2 separate regions of the Homo sapiens genome follow, and region 2 is linked to region 1. Evidence: read pairs that join two places in POLR2A ChIA-PET (ENCODE). Cell type or tissue: PC-9. All regions are shown on one strand. Each heading gives the region's core, and the rest is flanking DNA. Links, peaks and the distances in the headings are about the cores only.

Region 1 (8,000 bases), core at 1-8,000:
CCAAAAGGGTCATTCCAGTTTGTTGGAAAGAAAACCAAGGTTTGGAGTAGTTAGATAAGTTACCCAAGGTCCGAAGCACAAATCCAGCCCACTTCTGCCAGACTCTAGTCTTTCTATTATATTAATATCAGTATTTCATTCCATTTATTAATTCCAAATATTAACACAAAGATTCTCAACACCATGGATTTTATCTGACAAAATCTAGATATTTTAGAGCTCATAGTATTCAAAATAAAATAAAGTTTAAGTCTTGGAAAGACGGTCCTGGATTCATTTGGCAGTTTTTGAGTAAAAATGAGAGAAAATTATCAGGAATTCATAAGAGATAGTAGACTGGTTATTCATTATGAGTGTGGCATTGAGGTTTAAAAAGTACAGCATGGAGATCAACTAATTGTATTAAAAATTATTAGGAAGATCAGTTATCTTTTATCTTTACTAGGTTAAGTTGATGAATTTGAGGAACAAAGTTTCTTCGTTATTGATAGTAGGATGGATTCTTGTTGGTTTTTAATAATCTTCTCTAGGATTTTAGTAGAATGTTAATACAAAATTGCTTTCATAGAACCTTTTGAAAAAAATAATTCTATTCATTGGAACACCAAAGGAATTCTAAATATTCAAAATTGTTTTAATCAAATTCTGTTTTAAAAACGACTACAGTGGCTCACACCTGTAATCCCAACACTTTGGGAAGCCAAGGCAGGAGGATCGCTTGAGCTCCGGAGTTCAAGACCTGCTTGGGCAACATAGCGAGACACCATCCCTAAAATATAAAATTAGCCAGGCATAGTGGAATGTGTCTATGCTCCCTGCTACTCGGGAGACTAAGGTAGAGAATCACTTGAGCCTGACAGGCTGAAGTTGCTGTGACCTGTGATCATGCCACTGTACTCCAGCCTGGGCAACAGAGAGAAACCCTGTCTCAAAAAAAAAAAAAAAGGACTAATGCTATTCTCAAATTATTTAGAGGTACTTAAAGGACTAGGAACAGACTCCATCAAATATGATTATCTCTGAGAAGTGAGGGAGGCAGGGTGGAAAACCCTTATTTTACATTTATTGGTGCTTTTTTATGCCTTTCTGTTCTGACATTTTATTTCTATACATATGTCTTTTGTAATAACCTTAAAAGACCCATTATAGCAGCCCCATGTGAGCCACGTGATGGTATGTGGATCTTGTTATTTTTACTAAAATTAGATAAATGTGCCAGTCTGTAAATCCAGTGTTATTTTGACAACATTCATTTTTCACCTCTGTTCCCAGCTTTTATATACTCATTAGAATACTAAAGCCTTATTGTATGATTCCTTATTGTCTCTATGTAAATATTGGCTTAGAAGAAATTAATGAAAGCAGAAACTTTATATTTTTATGTAATAATGTACATACATTATTATGTATTATGTAATGAACGTATGTATGAATGTTTGTGTGTATGTATGAAAGTATGTATGTATGTAATGAAAGCAGAAGTTTACATAGTTTACTGCTTCTGTTGCAGTCTCTATCATATTTTATGAATATATACCAATTATCTCTTAACCTTGAATGAAATGTGGAATGGAAATGGGGCAATGTTTACATTGGGGGCAGTACTGATAAGTATTATTATTATTACTAAGGGAAAAAGAAAAATATTGGAAAAAATCTTTAGAAAGGGTTTTATTAATTGACAGCATGCAGCATATCCAAATACCTGTTTACTGGTTTAAAATGTGGAAAATAATCTGTTACATCTGAGTACTTTTTACTTAGATTTAAAATATAGTAAAACATCCTTAAATTATTAAGAGAATGAAATTGGGGGATTGGAGGAATGGGTTAAGTGTGGTGCTGGAGAAAACAGCAGTTTCTGGAGTGAGTAAGAGTTTCGGCAAGCCTAGCAACGTTGCCAGCCCAGTGATACCACAGGCTATATAGATTGAATAACAATATCTGGCATTTAACTAAGACAGAATTGGGTCCCAGGAGAAGAATATGAGAGATTGCTTATAATGAATCAAGGCAGACTACTCACATCAACACCTAATAAACAAAGTCAGGAACTGTAGACCAGGAAAAGTTGCTATGAGAGCTTTCTAAGATTACTGGAATGTATGCTATTTTTCTATGTTAGTTTTCTTTTCTTTAGTAATAAAATTCTTAAACCAAAGGCCTACCTGTTCATTCTTAGAATGTTTGAAAAAAAGAATAGCTAGAGAAAAATGTTGTATCTTATTGTCAGTATAGAAGAGAAGAAAAGCTAGCAGAAGACAACTCTGAGGAGGAACCCAGGCTGAAACTCTGAGGATTGCTGAGTGAGGAAAAGGGACCCTCAGGATCAGTCCAAGGACCAGACCCTGTCTGAGGATGTGACCAGAGGGGTTTAACTTGTGCCTTCCTGACTCTCGCTGTTTTCCCCCCTGCAGTGGCACTGTATTGGCTCTGTGTATGGTAGCCCGCTGTAGTGATTGTGCTCCTAGAGTAGAACTTTTGATACTTACAGATTGAATAGTTGTGGTCCAAACTGTTCCCAAGGTGCTCCTTGTTCAAAATGTCCACCATCCCTTAGCCAGTAACTCCTGTGGAGCTCTGTGTTAGTCATTATGCATCTGGATGTGTCCTTCCCAAATATCAGTGATCCAATCAGTCTGTTCCTGAATTTTGCTGTTTGCCTTTAGCATAGCTCTTTCCAGAATTATTTTATAAAAAGGCCAACATTTCTTTTAGTAGAACACTCTAAAACAGCAGAATTATTTAGCACAGTTTAAAAGTGATTTTATCTTTCCCATTAGTGATATTTTTTGTGGTTTTTCAAAAGTTACTTTTTGTAGCCAAAGGAGGCTTGTTAGACTCTTCACTCTTAACTATTTAAGTGGGTGTGGCAGATTTGAAACTGTAGTAATTCTCTATAAATGAGGGCATCACTAGTTCAAAACAGTTTTCTAATGATGAAATTTTTTAGATTAGCCACTAATTCTTAATATAATTAATGTAAAAGCTACAGTGTTTCTATTAATGGGAAAAATAAACTCAAGAACCATGTTGATACTGTTATTAATATGAACATTATAAATACCTGAAGGTACGTGCATATAATAAAACTGATAAATGTGAAAAAGTTCTCATAGCTCTCTCAAGATGACAACCACACAGTTTCTGGGTTCCATTCTGCTCAAAATGGGTTTTTATAAATTTATTTAAATGAATCATTGAATTAGTTCTTTTGTTTTTCTTTTTGTTTTTTATTAAGACAGATTCTTGCTCTGTCGTCCAGGCTGGAGTGCAGTGGCACAATCTCGGCTCACTGCAACCTCCACCTCCTGGATTCAAGTGATTCTCCTGCCTCAGCTTCCCGAGTAGCTGGGATTACAAGTGCCTGCCACCACGCCTGGCTAATTTTTGTATTATTAGTAGAGATGGGGTTTCACCATGTTGGCCAGGCTGGTCTTAAACTCCTGACCTCAGGTAATCTGTCCGCCTCAGCCTCCCAAAGTGCTGGGATTACAGGTGTGAGCCATCGCGCCCGGCCTGAATTTGGTTGCAATAATACAGAAATGCAAGCACACTGAGAAAAGATAATACATAACTAAGGCTAAAAATGAATGGTGTGATAGAACTTCACTTGCTTCCTGGCTGATTTCAGAGAACCTTATTTGCAGAGCACAGTTGGATCTATAAATATATTATGAATGTAAATTAAAATGACAGGAGATATTATCTCACCCCAGTTAAAATGGCTTTTATCCAAAAGACAGGCAATAACAAATGTTGATGAGGATGTGGAGAAAAGGGAACTCTTGTACACTGTTGGTGGGAATGTAAATTAATACTACCACTACCACTGTGGAGAACAGTTTGGAGGTCCCTCAAAAAAAAAAAAAAAATAGAGCTACCATATGATCCAGCAATCCCACTGCTAGGTATATATCCCAAAGAAAGGTAATTAGTATATTAAGGAGATATCTGCACTGCAGTGTTTATTGCAGCACTATTCACAACAGCTAAGATTTGGAAACAAACTAAGTGTCCATCAACAGACAAATGGGTAAAGAAGCTGTAGTATGTAATCACAACAGAGTACTATACAGCCATAAAAAAGAATGAGATCCTGTAATTTGCAACAACATGGATGGATTATGGAGGTCATTATGTTAAGGGAAATAAGCCAGGTGCAGAAAGACAAACTTTGCGTGTTGTCACTTACTTGTGGGAGCTAAAAATTAAAACAGTTGAACTCACGGAGATACAGAATAGAATGATGGTTACCAGAAACTGGTAGTGGTAGTGGGGGTGGAGGGGATGAGGGGATGGTTAATGGATACAAAAAAACCAGAAAGAATGAATAAAACCTAGTATTGATAACATGGTAATTATAATCAATAATAATTTAATTGTACATTTTTAAATAAAAGAGTATAACTGGATTATTTGTAGCACAAAAGATAAATGCTTGAGGAGATGGATACCCCATTTACCCTGATGTGATTATTACGCATTGTATGTCTGTATCAAACTATCTCATGTAACCAATAAATATATACAACTACCATGTACCCACAAAAATAAAAAAAAGATACTATGGTTCATATAAGTGAAAACTTGAAGAAAACTCTCATATGGGAAGAAACACTTTCTTCTCTTTATAGTTAGGGAAGTCAGTGCTTTCCTGTGAAGAGACTTTTACAGGATTTCAGTTCCTTGGATAAAAACTATCTAAAAATCCTCTCTGTTCAGAATAGGGGAGGATCATATCTCAGACTGGTGTAACATCTAGTAATTGAATATTTTAAAATTTTATATACTTAGAAATTCAATCTTTTATGAGTAGTAGAATTCTTAAGATAAGTGAGTATTAATAAATGAAAGAGGTGGTTAATGAAAAAGCCATCAGAGTATACATATAACAATATTAGAAACATGAAAGCCCAAGTATTACAAATGTTTTATGCAATACAAATTGTACTTTGTCCCAAGTAGTGAACCCTTAATTAATAATATTTGTCTGTATTGACATATATACAGTCTGAAAAACAATACTGGACTTATCTTGAGTGTTTAACAATATATAATAAATTGTTATACCACAATTTGGGGAAAGCTTTAAAATATATAATGGTTACTTATCTAAATCTCTGTTTATTTGTATTTGTTTTAGTTTATGATAGAAATAAAGAACTCTGCTGTATCTTGTATACCAACTGATTGGGTAAAGGTTGGAAGGTAGGTTTAAAATAAATTTTTTTCTTACAATGCATTATGATGACATCTGTATATCTATGTGCTACTGGGCTCATCGTAGCCACATTCTTGAAATTAAAAGCAATTCTTTTTACTTATTTTTTCTGATGGAACTTTTTTTTTTTTTGGAGGGGATGTAGTCTTGCTCTGTCACCCAGGCTGGAGTGTAGTGGTATGATCTCAGCTCACTGCAACCTCCGCCTCCCTGATTCAAGGGATTCTTGTGCCTCAGCCTCCCGAGTAGCTGGGACCACAGGAGTACACTACAACCCCCGGCTAATTTTTGTATTTTTAGTAGAGACGGGGTTTCACCCTGTTGGCCAGGCTGGTCTCAAACTCCTGACCTCAGGTGATTCACCCACTTCAGCCTCCCAAAGTGCTGGGATTACAGGCATGAGCCACTGTGCCCTGCCCTTTCTTATGGAACTTTTAACCAAGGAGATCATTACTTTTAACTCTTTATCATTGATTTTAAAACATTTTTCAAAAAGGTATCTTATTTTTACACATTTATTTTCTTGTTTTGTAAATTATTGCTTTATTTTTATAGCACAGGGTACACATGGAAGAAAAGTTGAGGAACCTTCAATTGTAAGATTAATTTAGTTGCTTTTACTTCATGGTGAATGCTATGCCTGACATTTCTTTTAAGAAGCTGCAATTTCATTTTCTACCTCACTGAGCTCCACATTTCTTTATTCTTAATGCCTTCCTTGGCACATAATTATTATAATTCTTTACATCTTTTTTTTTGTAACCCAGATCATGAATTGATGAAAATAAATTAATCAAAAACAAATTTAGAGAACCACATTGGGACTCTGCCTTTTCTCCTTGGTTAGATACTAATCTCCAGGAGAGGACTCATTTAAAGACAAGGTATTAGGGAAGTATATACAGCTGTGAATAGTATCTTTTGTGGAATATTTATTAGTACTGTTATCAATAAGTTGCACAAACATGAGATGAAAATGGTACATTTGCCTCAGATGGTAGAAGAGGGACCGTAGCTGGTAATAGTGTACAGACATTCTGTTTTAAGGATGAAGGGAAATTTTGACATAATGTGTGAATGATTGTTACTTTATTACATATATAATATATATAATACATATATACAAAAAATATAATACAAATATATATATATATATATTTTTTTTTTTTCTTTTTTTTAAGACAGAGTCTCTTTTCGTCAGCCAGGCTGGAGTGTAGTGGCGCAATCCCGGTCTACTGCAACCTCCGCCTCCCGGGTTCAAATGATTCTCCTGCCTCAGCCTCCCAAGTAGCTGGGATTACAGGCACCTGCCACCACAGACGGCTTTTTTTTGTATTTTAGTAGAGATGGCGTTTCGCCATTTGGCCAGGCTGGTCTCGAACTCAAGTGATCCACCTGCCTTGGCCTCCCAGTAATTTATTATTTTAACTTAAAAAGAGAATGTTTATTATCCATTGCCACATCATCAGATGTTGAAGGCACAGGCATGGATTTCTTTCATTCTAATACCATCTTTTTTTTTTTAATGCTACCAGAAGCTGTACTTTAGATTTGAGTATTGTTGATTCTAGGGGATGTTTTCTCTTTTTGCAGGCATTCTTTCCTTTATCTGTTTTTGTCCTGTACCACAGCTAATGAATGAAATATGCATTATGAAGAGAAATTACCAAAAACCATGTTAGTCTATCTACAACAATAACTGAAATATCTCCCTAAATGAGTTTTTCCAGAAGATAAAGCTTTGATAAATATGTTGGCCTAGAAGTCTAGATGATATAATTTTAAAGCAACAAGCAAGGCATAAATCAGTGACACCATCTTTCACATGTTCAGTAATGTAAATTGAATCAACAGATAAGATAGTTAGGGAAAGGTTCATTGCAGTTTATCTGTTTGGCCATAGGGTTTTGACAGAGATGAGTTAGAACATCAGGAGTCAGATTTTGAATGCAAAAGGCCCACCCCTAATCCAGCAACTTGGCAAATTAAAGTGCAACAGTGTATTACAAGAGTTGGGGAGCAAAAAAAGACCAGACACCTTGACCTTTTCTTCTTGAAGATTTATCATCATAATGACAGCATTAACAGCAGTGGCAACCGCCACCACCACCACCACCACAACCACAATACTTACAGGCGCTCTCCTAAGTTTTATTTGTTTGATCCTGTCAACAGTACCTATGAGGTAGATATTATTATCCCCGTTTCATAGATGAGAAAAGTGATATTTAGAGAAGGTCTGTTTCATTTGCCCCAAATCACATAGCTAGTAAGTAAGTGGCAGGACTGGAGCCTCGACCTGGCTTCTCTGACTGGGGACCCATGGCATCCCCTGTTGTGCTCTAGCTACTGAACAGAGAGCAGAGATGATACTCAAGCCCAGATGGGGAGCATGTGGTATTTCTTCCTATCCAGAGCCACTGTGAATCTGCACAGATCACAGTATCCTGAAGATCTTTCTTAATTGCCTCCTGACTTAATGCATTGCTTTCTTTGTAATGCTTTTTTATTTTTCTTTTTTCACTGAAATACTTCAATCATACAGAAAAGCCCATAAAACAAAGAATAATACAACCTTCACCAATGTATCTACCTCCCAGCTTTGTCTTATTTTCTTTTACCATATATGCTTCTGATCTTTTTTAAAGAGCATTTTCACTTAGTATAATTTAAAGAAAAAAGCTTTCTGCCTATGAAATAAAAGTTCTAAACTCTGACTTTGCTATATGGGTATAATTTGAAATGCATTTTAAAAGGCTTCCTGAGCAAAGTCATA
Region 2 (11,504 bases), core at 1,596-9,595, 150 kb after region 1:
GTATCCCAGGAAATGGTATTTTTTAATGGCCATTTCAAATCGTTTTAATATTGTTATATTGTTTATTCTATCAAAAATATTTAACAAAGAGGAAAATAATAAACGTTGTACGCTGACTTTGTTCTTCAGGCAGCATATCATCATAGGATAAATGGCAAGGTCTGCCTGCTGTGCTTTTAATGGCAACAGAAAAACTGAAGCAAGACTGCTGTCATAAAGCTTAATGCTAATTTTTGTATTTTTAGTAGAGACAGGGTTTTGCCTGTAATCCCAGCCACTTGGGAGGCTGAGGCAGGAGAATCGCTTGAACCCAGGAGGTAGAGGTTGCAGTGAGCCATGATCGTGCTGCTGCACTCCAGCCTAGGCAACAGAGCAAGACTCCATCTCAAAAAAAAAAAAAAAAAAAAAAAGCTTAATACTGAGTCACAAATGTTCATGACCGTATTTAAGAGAATGAAGGCTAAATGACACATCCATCTTTTTGGTAGGTTGCATTATCATTTGAAATATTTGTTGCCCCTCCCTGAGTTCACCTTCCTGCAGAAAGATGATAACTTACCTGGCTGTTAAGGTCTAGCACACTCAATTTGCTTGCTCTATGCCTAGAGCATTGTGAGGAAAAGTGACATATGTCACTTTGGAGGAGAAACATTAAGAACAAGCACCTGGTTTGCTGCATCTTTTATTCCTCTACTATAAGACCAGCTACAGCCAAAATAAGACCTGCTCTATGAGTCTGGGTCTATGTGTGGAGCAGATTTGCAGCTGACCCATAATAGGCGTATGATGTGAGCCGGAAATAAACCTCTGTTTATTTGGGGTTGTTTGTTCCTGCATCATTACTTTAGCTTATCCTGACTGTTGCATTTTCCATCCAAATAACAGCAGCATCATAAACATTTATATAATTTGTATAACAGTTTGCTTAGGCTTCTTATGTACCTATTTACCCTTTCCCAAAATCCAAATTTACTCAGTTTCATCTTCTTGACAACAGAATCCCAACTTCATTCCAGCTGCAATATGCCCAACCCCAGCATGTGTCCAACTACAGTTCAATTATTCTAAGCCAATCACAGCAACTCAGTTCTCCCTTGAAAGTCATTGGCCTAGGGGTTAGCATATGAGTCAGTTCTGAACAATGAGCCTTAAGGAGAATCTGCCTAAGATTTCAGGAGTATCTTTCTTTTCTGATAAGAGCAGCATGCAAAGTCAGAAAGCCTTTTTTGTCCTCTTCCCATCACTTTCAGCTTTAAAAGCCATAATAGAAGAATGTGGTGCTCGAGCTCTGACCATGAAGATAAACACCAGTGTGCCCTGAAAGCAATGGAGTCAAGGATAGAAAGAGCTGGATCCTTGACATAACTGAACCATCCACTCACCCACAGGACTGCCTACCTGGACTTCACAGTGAACTGTTAATGTCTTTATGGTTTAAGCCATATGTCTGATTTTTCTGTTTCTTGCTGCCAAAATCATCCTAACTGACAAAACCTTCATGGACACAGCATTGTTCACATGGCCCATTTCACAAGGAGTTCATCTTTATGACTGCCCCAGATAGGCCTTGAATTTACCAGTTACTTAAAAAAACCACAATGAGAGTCAAAGGAATTTTGGGCCTTTGCTTAATTTGACTGCTCTAAACCCAGCTCAGACCTTGATGAAGTCCTCTTTAATATGCATTGAACAAAACCATCAGCTCCCTGTGGTCATTTATTGTAGGTCCTTTGTCTCTATAAGGTCCTAGGAGCTACCTAGTCCTGTTTCTTCCCCCTGCCCCACCCCCTCCCCATCTCTACCACCAAACCCCAATGTACAATTTCAACAGCAAAACAAAGTTAAGCCAGAAGAGCTGCCAGTGTCCCTGTCTTGAGCTCTCCCTATTGTATCCTAATGCTGCAATAAGATGAGTGCAGAGGGACCTCATGGCTTAAGCCCCAAAGAGTACTATGTGCATCGATCCTCAATCCTCGCTCCCAGTCACCGAGATGAGCAGCAAATGCCTCAGGGTAGATCATGGATTTGGGCAAATAGGAATGCATCTAAATGCTCAACAGAAGTTTGGTTTTTTCAGTTTCTTGGAATAGTCTCCATGTTGGCCTTCTGTTATCATCTATTATTTCCAGATGTTCCTTGTTTTGTTTTGTGTCTAGTTTTCTACTTCCCAAACCATGTTTTGCTACTCAACCTTTTTCTTATGTCTGTGTTTGTGGACCCTAGAAAAGGTCTCAGAAATGTGATCTTCTTTTAATTTTTCTTGGTATCTTTTTTCTTTGTGTCCTCGCAGTGTGGTTTCTGGACACCATGTAGGAGTGTTACTTTGATTTCAGGTTTTTGGAAACACATAACAAATATCTCAATTTTTCTGGCACTACTTTCTTTTCATCTTTGTTTTACATCGTGTATTTCACTTCTGCCAAAAATGTTATTTTGATACTTGGTGTCCCTTTTTATTGTCTTTGCTACCATATTCTTGTTAATAAGAAAGAAATATACAAAACTTGTACGGTTACTTAATCCTGGTGGCTGCTTTGAAAAATTCCACTCAGAACAGTTAAGCTGCTGTTAAGCTAATACAGTTTTTTTGTAAATGGTCCAAATTGATCTTCATTAAATAACTTCCTGTTTTTAATTTGTACTATCCTATTTTAATTTGCTTAGTATAAATTAGGTAGTAATTGGCTATGAGATATTTGCAGTCTTTCTCTACTTTCTATTTCCTGCATTTTATAGTTAGACTGCCCCTAGGTCAAGTTTTGTTGTTACTCAGCACCTGTGAGTTCTTAGCATTCTTTCTTAGATTTATGCTTTGAATTAGAAAAGCTTTACCAAAAAAAAAAAAAAAATCTGTTTTCTGCATGTTGTCCCATAAAATTTTCTTTGGATGCACGAATGCACGAAGCTCTTACAGAGTTTAATGGTTACTTCACCTTGTTGATTTATTGTGGTTTTTTTGCTGGAGCATTTTCATTCTTCTATCAGCTTGCAGAAACCTTGAAACATCTGTGTGGCAACATGGAAGTGAAAAGCACATTTAACTGCTTTGTTGCTGCGTATCATGTGGCAAATAAAAGCCATAGGCCTTCAATGTCCCAGGCAGCCAGTGTTGTACAAATGGCTTGTATTCTAACAGTCTATGCTAGCTGGTTATTTGAAGTGCATTTCCCCATGGAAACAAGGATAAGAGGGGCACTTAAGTTTCTAGGTTAGTTCATAAAAGCCTGTTCTACCCAGAATATAACTAAAATTATGTGCATTGCAATGAATAAGAGCAGAATATTGTAATATCGGTAACCTAAGTAGCCAGAAAAGTCACAAAACTCAATAAGAAAGAAGCTTTTAAAAACATTTACTGAATGGTGATTGTCAAGGAAAAACAAATTTAGCTAGATAGGGATGTAGAGAAATACTCTTATCATTCCAACAGGGATGATTGAAGGACGTGACACTAGTTTTATTTATTATATATGTTTCTCTTTAAAATAAAAGTAAACAACTTGGCATAGTTTCAAAATATTCTTCAATATACTTTTTTAAATAATCAGGTAAAAGATGATAAATGTAAATTTAATAAGAACTTCTTTTGATTTGTTTTGTTTTGTTTTTTTGATAGAGTTGTGCTCTCTCACCCAGGCTGGAGTGTAGTGACGTGATCATGGCTCACTGTAGCCACGATCTCCTGGGTACAAGCAATCCTCCCACCTCAGCCTCCCGAGTAACCGGGACTACAGGTGTGCACCACCATGCCCTACTGAATTTTTTTAATGCTTATTTTTTAGTAGAGACGAGGTCTCCCTATGTTGCCCAGGCTGCTCTCAAGCTCCTGGGTTCAAGTGATTTACCCACCTTGGCCTCCCCAAGTGCTGGGATTACAGGCACGAGCCACTGTGCCCGGCCAAGAAAGTTTTAAGAAGTGAAAAACATCGTGGTTTCCTTCTTGTTTGAGAAAGTTATATCAAAGACACTTTTTATTTCATTTAGCAGCCATGACTTCACCCTCCTTTGGTCCTTTCATTAAAGGAACAGATGAGGGTTCATTGTCTGCTAAGTGACAGGTGCCGGGTGGAATATGGCAGCAACAAGAGAGACCAAAGAGTGGCACATTGGTTTATTGAGAGAGTGAACAATATCTGTGGCAGAGATTTTCCAGTGCAAATGGGGGCAAGAAAGAAAAAAGTGAAGGAGGAAGGGAATTCCTAAAGACGTAGATGGGAGAAGATTTCCTGAGAAGGAATGAATTGAGCTGGGAATGCAAAAGGACAAGATGGAGAAGGTAACTAGAATATTGGACTCACTGGAGAGGAGACAAGAAAGTAGGGAGAGAGACAACTTAGATCAGACAGTGATCACCCAAGCTGAGGGGTGACGTTGTCCACCCCAAAACAACTTCTTGTGACCTAAGGTGAGAAGAGTGAGAAGGGATGGGGAATCAATTTCAGCACAATTAAAGGGAAGGAGCTGTTTTGCAAGATGGATGTTAGAAGCTATAGGAAGTAAAGCACAGGAAAAAGGCTGATTTGGCAGAGATTTTGCTCAGATAAATTCCATGGTTTCCAAGAGTCAATCATAAGAGATCCTTTGAGAAATGTCCAGAAGTTGCCATTTTTATCTATTTCTTCGCAACAAAATGCTGTTTCACATTTATTATAAGGTGATAATGTGTGATAATAAATTGACTAGTTTATTGAGGGGACAGAGTTGGAAAGAGCTAAGTAACTGGGGCCCCTGGAAACACTGAATCAAGAAGTGTCACTCTCTGCAGGGAGGGCAGGAGCTGAGCTCATGAACTAATACCTTGCTCACCCCATTCCTAGCCTCCTTGAGTTGCAGATGCTTTTGGTGATATATCCTCATTTTCACTTTAAAGAGTTCTTAACATTTGTTGTAAATGTATTTAAAAGATTCACCTAGTTAGACCTGTACCCAGTCCCTGCACCCCTAGAAAGATAGCCCATCACCCGTAATTCCCTTAAAGGGCCAGACGAGCTCAGAGACTAAGAGCCGAGAGTGGAGCCAGAACACCTGGGTTTGAATCCGGACTCAAATGACACAGTCATTTCCCAGCAGTGCTGTGTGACTTTGGGCAAGTTACTTAACTTCTCTGGGCCCAGTCTTCATATGTAAAGTTGTATAATAATAGTACTTAGATCATAGGGTTACTTTGGACATTGAATGGGTTAACAGATGTGAAACTCTTAGAAAAATGCATGGCTCCAACTAGTGTTAACTTTAAAAAGCAAAACAAAAGAAAACAAAACTTAAAATTCCTTTGCCGGTTACTCATATTAACAAAAACAATTACATATGTTGCTGTATGTATATTCATTTACCTTCAGAAGCATTCTAGTAAATGCGAGCCATCATGTGAATGGTAAGAGGCTGGCTTAGCCCCTCTGGCTTAGCCCCTCTGGCTTAGCCCACCTCCAGCACCAACTGTCAGAAGAGCTCTAAGACTAATGGATCTAAACCTAGTTCACTTTAAGTCATTGACCAGCTTTGTTGATTGCATTTTGCTGTAGCAATGTTAGAAACCATATACATTAAATGCTCCTGATCTTCCTCAGAGATGGCCCTGCTCAAAGATGCTGATAATATTTATCTGTGTGTGGATGTAGCTAAATTTCTTTTAAGTAAGTCCATGGAGGAAATAAAAAATACCTCATAACTTTCCCTTTCATCTTTGGATGCCTTCCTTCCAGCAGAGTTTATGTGGAACAAAAACCTGTCTTTCTAGCCAGTTCTGGCCCCACACAAGCCAGTGATGTAATCAAAGTTCATCCTTGGGGCACTTCCTACCTGGGCTTTAACCCCTAGTCTGATCTCTGTCACCATACCTACTCTATACCCTCATCCTCACCTCTGTCTTAATGAAAATATATTGAACATATTTTAAACAGGTAAATAAATGTTAGAGGCCCAGTGTATAGCTCCTATCCTGGGAAAAGCCTGCCTGTCGCTTATTCTTCTCCCATGGAAGGCCTTCTCTACATCCTATCTTTCTGCATTTAGATAAAATATGCCTAATTCCAAGGGATTTTGTGAGGGGGGGCAGGAGGAGTTATCAATAATATAGTGGACATAAAATGGGATATTTTAAGGGAGAAGGAAAAGAGGAAAAGGTGTGGAAAAAAAAAACCCAAGAGCAACAAAGTAGTGGGGGAAACCACAGCAGAAAAGGCATTAGAGAAGGAAAGAGAGGCGAAGTAGAGAAGAGAGTTAGCTCCTTTTGTGGTCAGCGTCATGAGAAGCAAGTTGAACAGGGCAAGGTTTAGGAAAGGGTCCTCTGGCAGATTTAGGAGGTCAGGTAGGGAGGATTACTGAAAAGCCTTAGTTGTGAACTACACTGAGGCAACAATATGGTCCATCCAACTGGGGGCATGGCAGAGGTGTTAAGTCAGATTGGCAAGTGGCCCAAATTGTTGGTCAGGCTCTGGCCAGGTAAGCCAATTGGCCAGAGGTCAGCACCATGGATAGTCCCAAAGGATTTGTGGACTCTGGAGAGAAGTGAAGAGAACCCTACATATTTGGTGACAGACTAAAGTTTGGTGTTTTTTTTAGCTCAGCCCCTAAGGCTGTTTTGGTTCTACCTATATTCAAAAACAACATTTATTGAGCACCTATTGTGTGCCAGACACCCTTACTAGTTCTGGAGAATGACAAAGAAATGAGATGATACTGTCTGCCCTTAAGAAGCTTACTACTCCCTGGATAAACTAGAAATTTTTAAAAATGAAAATAATGATATGGCCCTCTTGAGGGAGGAGGGTGGGAAGAGGGAGAGGATGAGAAAAAAAATAATTGTTGAGTACTATGCTTAGTACCCAGGTGACAAAATGCTCTGTACCTCAGACTCCTGTGACATGAGTTTGCCTGTATTAACAAACCTGCACATGTACCCCTGAGCCTAAAATAAAAATTAAAAAGTGAAATAAAGAAAATAATAATAGCTAATATTTATTGAGCAATTACTATATACAAAGTACATAATTCTAACTGCTATACATAAATTATTTTATTGAATTCTCTCAACAACCTTATGAAGGAGGTATTAGTATCCTTATAGATGATGAAGCTGAGGCACGTAGAATTTAAGAAACTTTCTTTGTTACGTACCTTGTTAGAAATAAAGCCAGGATTTAAACCCACACACTCTGACTCTGTGTCCATGTTTTTAATTACCACACTATCTTGTCTGCAGTTCGTAACAATAGTAATAGATATCATCTATTACCTGCACCGTGCAGCGATACATGCAAAGCATAGGGGAACACGGGAGGTGCGCTTAAATCAAAACTGGGGCTGGGAACAGGGGACAAATTCAGGGAAGTTATTTACCAAAGGTGGTGCCTGGCCCGAGCCTTGAGAAAAGATGCATGTGTCATGGAGAAGGTGTAGCAGAAAGCACAGCATGCTTAATCTGACAGTGCCAGGCCTGTTGGAGGCCTGAGGTGCCAATTAACTGCCCCCTCCATGCCTCAGATTCTGACTGGTGGATAAGGGATTGAAAAAGCTAAACAAGGACCAAAGTGTGAGATGTACCTGATTCCTTCCAAAACACAGAACTCCCCTGCGGAGGTTTGGAAAACAGTGATAGAATGAAAGATGTGTCATTTTGCCTTTGCATTCCTGTACCTCAATCAAAGAGGAATTGAGATTTTAGTACAGTTTTTGGATACAAGGTCAATATTCAATAAGCAGTACCCTTTAGACATGGAAATCCTCAACAAAATATTAGCAAAAGTAAATCCAGTAATATGTAAAAAGGATAATACATCATAACTAACAGGAGTTTATTCTGGAAATAAAAGGTGGATTTAACATTTGAAAACTAAACAATGTACTTGGCCATATTAACAGACTGAAGAAGAAATACCATATGATCATCTCAGTAGATACTGAGAAAGCATTTGTCAAAATTTAACACTCATTCATGATAAAAGCTTTCAGCAAGCTAGGATTAGAAAGGAACTTCCTAAAACTGATAAAGAGCGTCTTCTTAAACATTTACAGCTAATAGTCTTTTTTTTTTTTTTTTTTTTGAGACAGGGTCTGTTGCCCAAGCTGGGCAGTGCAGTGGTGTGATTGCAGCTCACTGCAACCTCTGCCTCCTGGACTGAAGCAACCCTCCCACCTCAGCCTCCTGAGTAGCTAGGACTACAGATGTGCCACCATGCCCGGCTAATTTTTGTATTTCTTGTAGAGATGGAGTTTTGCTATGTTGCCCATGATAGTCTCCAACTCCTGGGCTAAAGCAATCTGCTATCTCAGCCTTCCAAAGTTCTGGGATTACAGGTGTGAGCCACCATACCTGGCCAATATTCTTAATTATAAAAAACTGAATACTTTCCCCCTAAGATGAAGTGCAAGGCAAGGAAATCTTTTCTCACCACTTCTATACAATATCATACTGGAAATCTTAACCAAAGCAAGAAGGCAAGAAAAAGAAAAGGGGTACAGATTGGAAAGGAAGAAATTAAATAGTTTCTGTTCACAGATGACATTGTTGTCTATAGAAAACCCAAAGGAATCTACCAAAAAAAAAAAAAAAAAAAAAAGCCCTAGAACTAATTGACGTCAGTTTTGCAAGTTGTGGGATACAAGGTCAATATACAAAAATCAATTGTATAAAATTTTATACTTTTTTGTTTGATACAGGGTCTCACTCTCTTGGTCAGGCTGGAATGCAGTGGCACAATCATAGCCCACTGGAGCCTCAAACTCCCAGGCTCAAGTGATCCTCCCATCTCAGCCTCCTGAGTAGCTAGGACTACAGGCATGCACCACCACATCTGGCTAATTTTTAAATATTTTGTAGACACGGAGTCTTATTATGTTGCCAGGGCTGGTCTTGAACTTTTGGCCTCAAGCGATCCTCCCAAAGTGTTAGGATTATAGGGTCAGCCACAGTTTTTGTATTAAAAAATAGAAATCCGAATCAGAGGACAGCACCATTTACCACTAAAAATAAAATACTTAGGTAAAAATCTAACCAAATAGGTGTTGAATATTTTATACTGAAACTATTAAACATTGATGAAAGAAGTCAAGAGACCTGCGTAAATGGAAAGATATTGTGCTCATGTATTGAAAGACTTAATCTTATTAAGATATCATTTCTTCCCCAAATTAACCTATAGATTCAATACAACCCTAACTAAAATCGTACCAGGTATTTTTGTAGAAATGAAAGGCTGATTCTAAAATTTACATGAAAAGGCAAAGGAACTAGAATAGCCAAAACAAATTTGAAAACAGAAGAACAAAACTGAAAAACTCTGATTTGAAGACTTTCTATAAAACCATAGTAGTCAAGACAGCATGTTACTGGCAAAAGAGTAGACATATAGATCAGTGGAACAGAAAAGAAAGCCCAAAAATGGATGCAACACAACTGTAGTCAATTCATTTTAGACTAAGGTGCAAAGGCAATTTAATAGGGAAAAGATAGTATTTTCAACAATTAGTTCTGTAAAAATTGGATATCCACTTGCCAAAAAAAAAAGTACTTCCACACATACTTCATTCACACTTCATATAAGAACTGACCCAAAGTGGATCGTAGGCCTAAATATAAAACATTATACAATTATTAGAAGAAAATACAGGAGAAAGTTCTCTTGGGTTGAGCCAAGAGACTTTAGATATGGCATCAAACCATGATCCATAAAAGAAAATTTAGGTAAAAACCAGAACAGACACTTCACTAAAGAAGTGACTGCATCATTTTATATTTCTACCAGCATTGCTTGAGGGTTCCAATCCACATCCTTGCGTACACTTATTTTCTGTTTTTTTTAAAAAATTATTATAATCATCATAATGGTGTGAAGTAGTATCTCATTGTAGGTTTGATTTGAATTTCCTAATAACAAACGATGCTGAGTATCTTTTCTTGTGCTTATTGGCCATTTGTATAACTTCTTTTGAAAAATGTCTATTCAAATCCCTTGCTCACTTTTTAATTGGATGGTCTTTTTTTGTTCGGTTTAAGTGTTCTTTATACATTCTGGACACTAGACCCTTATCTGATATATAATTTTGTGTGATAAAGAATTTGGCTGGCTTTTGTCTCTAGCTCCTGGGAGGTAGCATTGAAACCCTTGGAATTTCCCAGGGGACAAGAATGTTTTTGTTATTTATGGTGGGCACCTCAGACCATACCTGATAGTTTATGCTATGGAGGTGATTCATGGTAGACTCCTTAAGCTAAAATACACTCAATCTTTTTGATATGAACCATTGGACCAAATACATCTATTATGGACTTAATGGGGTTATATTCCTTTTTCAGTTACACATTCAAGTTTAGAGACATTATAAATGGCATTTAAATAACAATGGTTTGCAATTGGTAAATAAGTAGGTTCACCACAATTCCTCATAATAACCTTTTATATCTCAAAGGCAGTTTTTGTCACCTCTTAGCCTTCTTAATCCAGGCAAAATAACTGTGAGGCCTCTTTCCATTTCTTTAATAATTCTGATGTATGTCTTTTTTCAAAAATTGTAAAGCCTCTTTCAATTTCTGTAATAATTCTGGTGTATGTCTTTTTTTCAGTGCTTAGAAGATTATATTCTTTTAAATTGTAAACATTGGCTCTAAATTCATGTTTTGTCGCAATTCCTTAGAATAGTATGTTATGAGAGGTAAAAACTGCCTTTGAAAATATGTAAGTAATACAGTCATCCCCTCTTATCTGCTGTTTCACTTTCCATGGTTTTAGTTACTGGCAGTACAGTACAATAAGCTATTTTGAGAGAGAGAGAGAGAGAGAGAGAGAGAGAGAGAGAGACTACATCGATATAACCTTTATTACAGGATATTGTTATAATTGCTCTATTTTATTATTGTTGTTGTTAATTTCTTACTGTGCCTAATTTACAAATTAAAATTTATCATAAGTATGCATGAATAGGAAAAAACAGTATATATAGGATTTAGTACTATCTGCAGTTTCAAGCATCCACTGGGAGTCTTCAAATGCATCCCCCCTATTGTACATTGGTTTGGATTATAGATGCAGTCAGCCAGTAGCATAAATAGAAAGCATGTATGCTTGACCTTTTATTTGCTTCTCAGACCCTCAACATTCAGCAGGAATCTGCTCTCTATATAAGAAATAAAATCTGTCTTTATCTGGAGACTAGGACAGTTTCACTGGGTTTAGAAAGACAGCATTTTCCACCTTGCACTAACATTTATAGTCATCCTCCATGCCCTGAAGTGTCCCATTTCTTTTGATTATCTGATCAACACAATGATATTATTTTGAACACTGAGTTTCCTGGGTACAAAAGGAGAAGCTGTCAGTTTAGTTGCACAAAGCAGTTTAGACTGATGATTGCAATAGATTCATGTGAATTTGCCAATACTTTGACCTTAATCCCTCTTCCTCAAAAATCAATGAAACTAAAATAAAACGATATTGGCAAACTGGCCTGTCATTCACAGTTACCATTTCTGAAAGATCACTGTAGAACTACCACAGTGCAGAGGAATT

Evidence for each region. Peaks named below come from ENCODE experiments on the same cell type or tissue, not always from the same donor. Only the 100,000 strongest peaks of a DNase experiment are listed, where the experiment ranks them.
Region 2: POLR2A ChIA-PET joins it to region 1 with 12 read pairs; 2 of 35 experiments call an interaction of 5 or more read pairs at or near these places.

Annotation. Positions count from the first base shown.
Region 1 is chr5:80,770,548-80,778,547 of GRCh38, forward strand. It overlaps MSH3 (mutS homolog 3), which reads left to right. Exons shown (of 24, transcript NM_002439.5): 16 at 5,147-5,211. Among named protein-coding and RNA genes, the nearest start is that of DHFR, 120 kb to the left of the region's middle. In PC-9, for the core only: no CTCF peak of the experiment used is centred there; no DNase peak of the experiment used is centred there.
Region 2 is chr5:80,914,779-80,926,282 of GRCh38, forward strand. It overlaps LOC107986428 (a long non-coding RNA gene), which reads left to right. Exons shown (of 2, transcript XR_001742759.2): 2 at 1-7,148. Among named protein-coding and RNA genes, the nearest start is that of RASGRF2, 40 kb to the right of the region's middle. In PC-9, for the core only: no CTCF peak of the experiment used is centred there; a DNase peak (open chromatin) is centred at 5,733.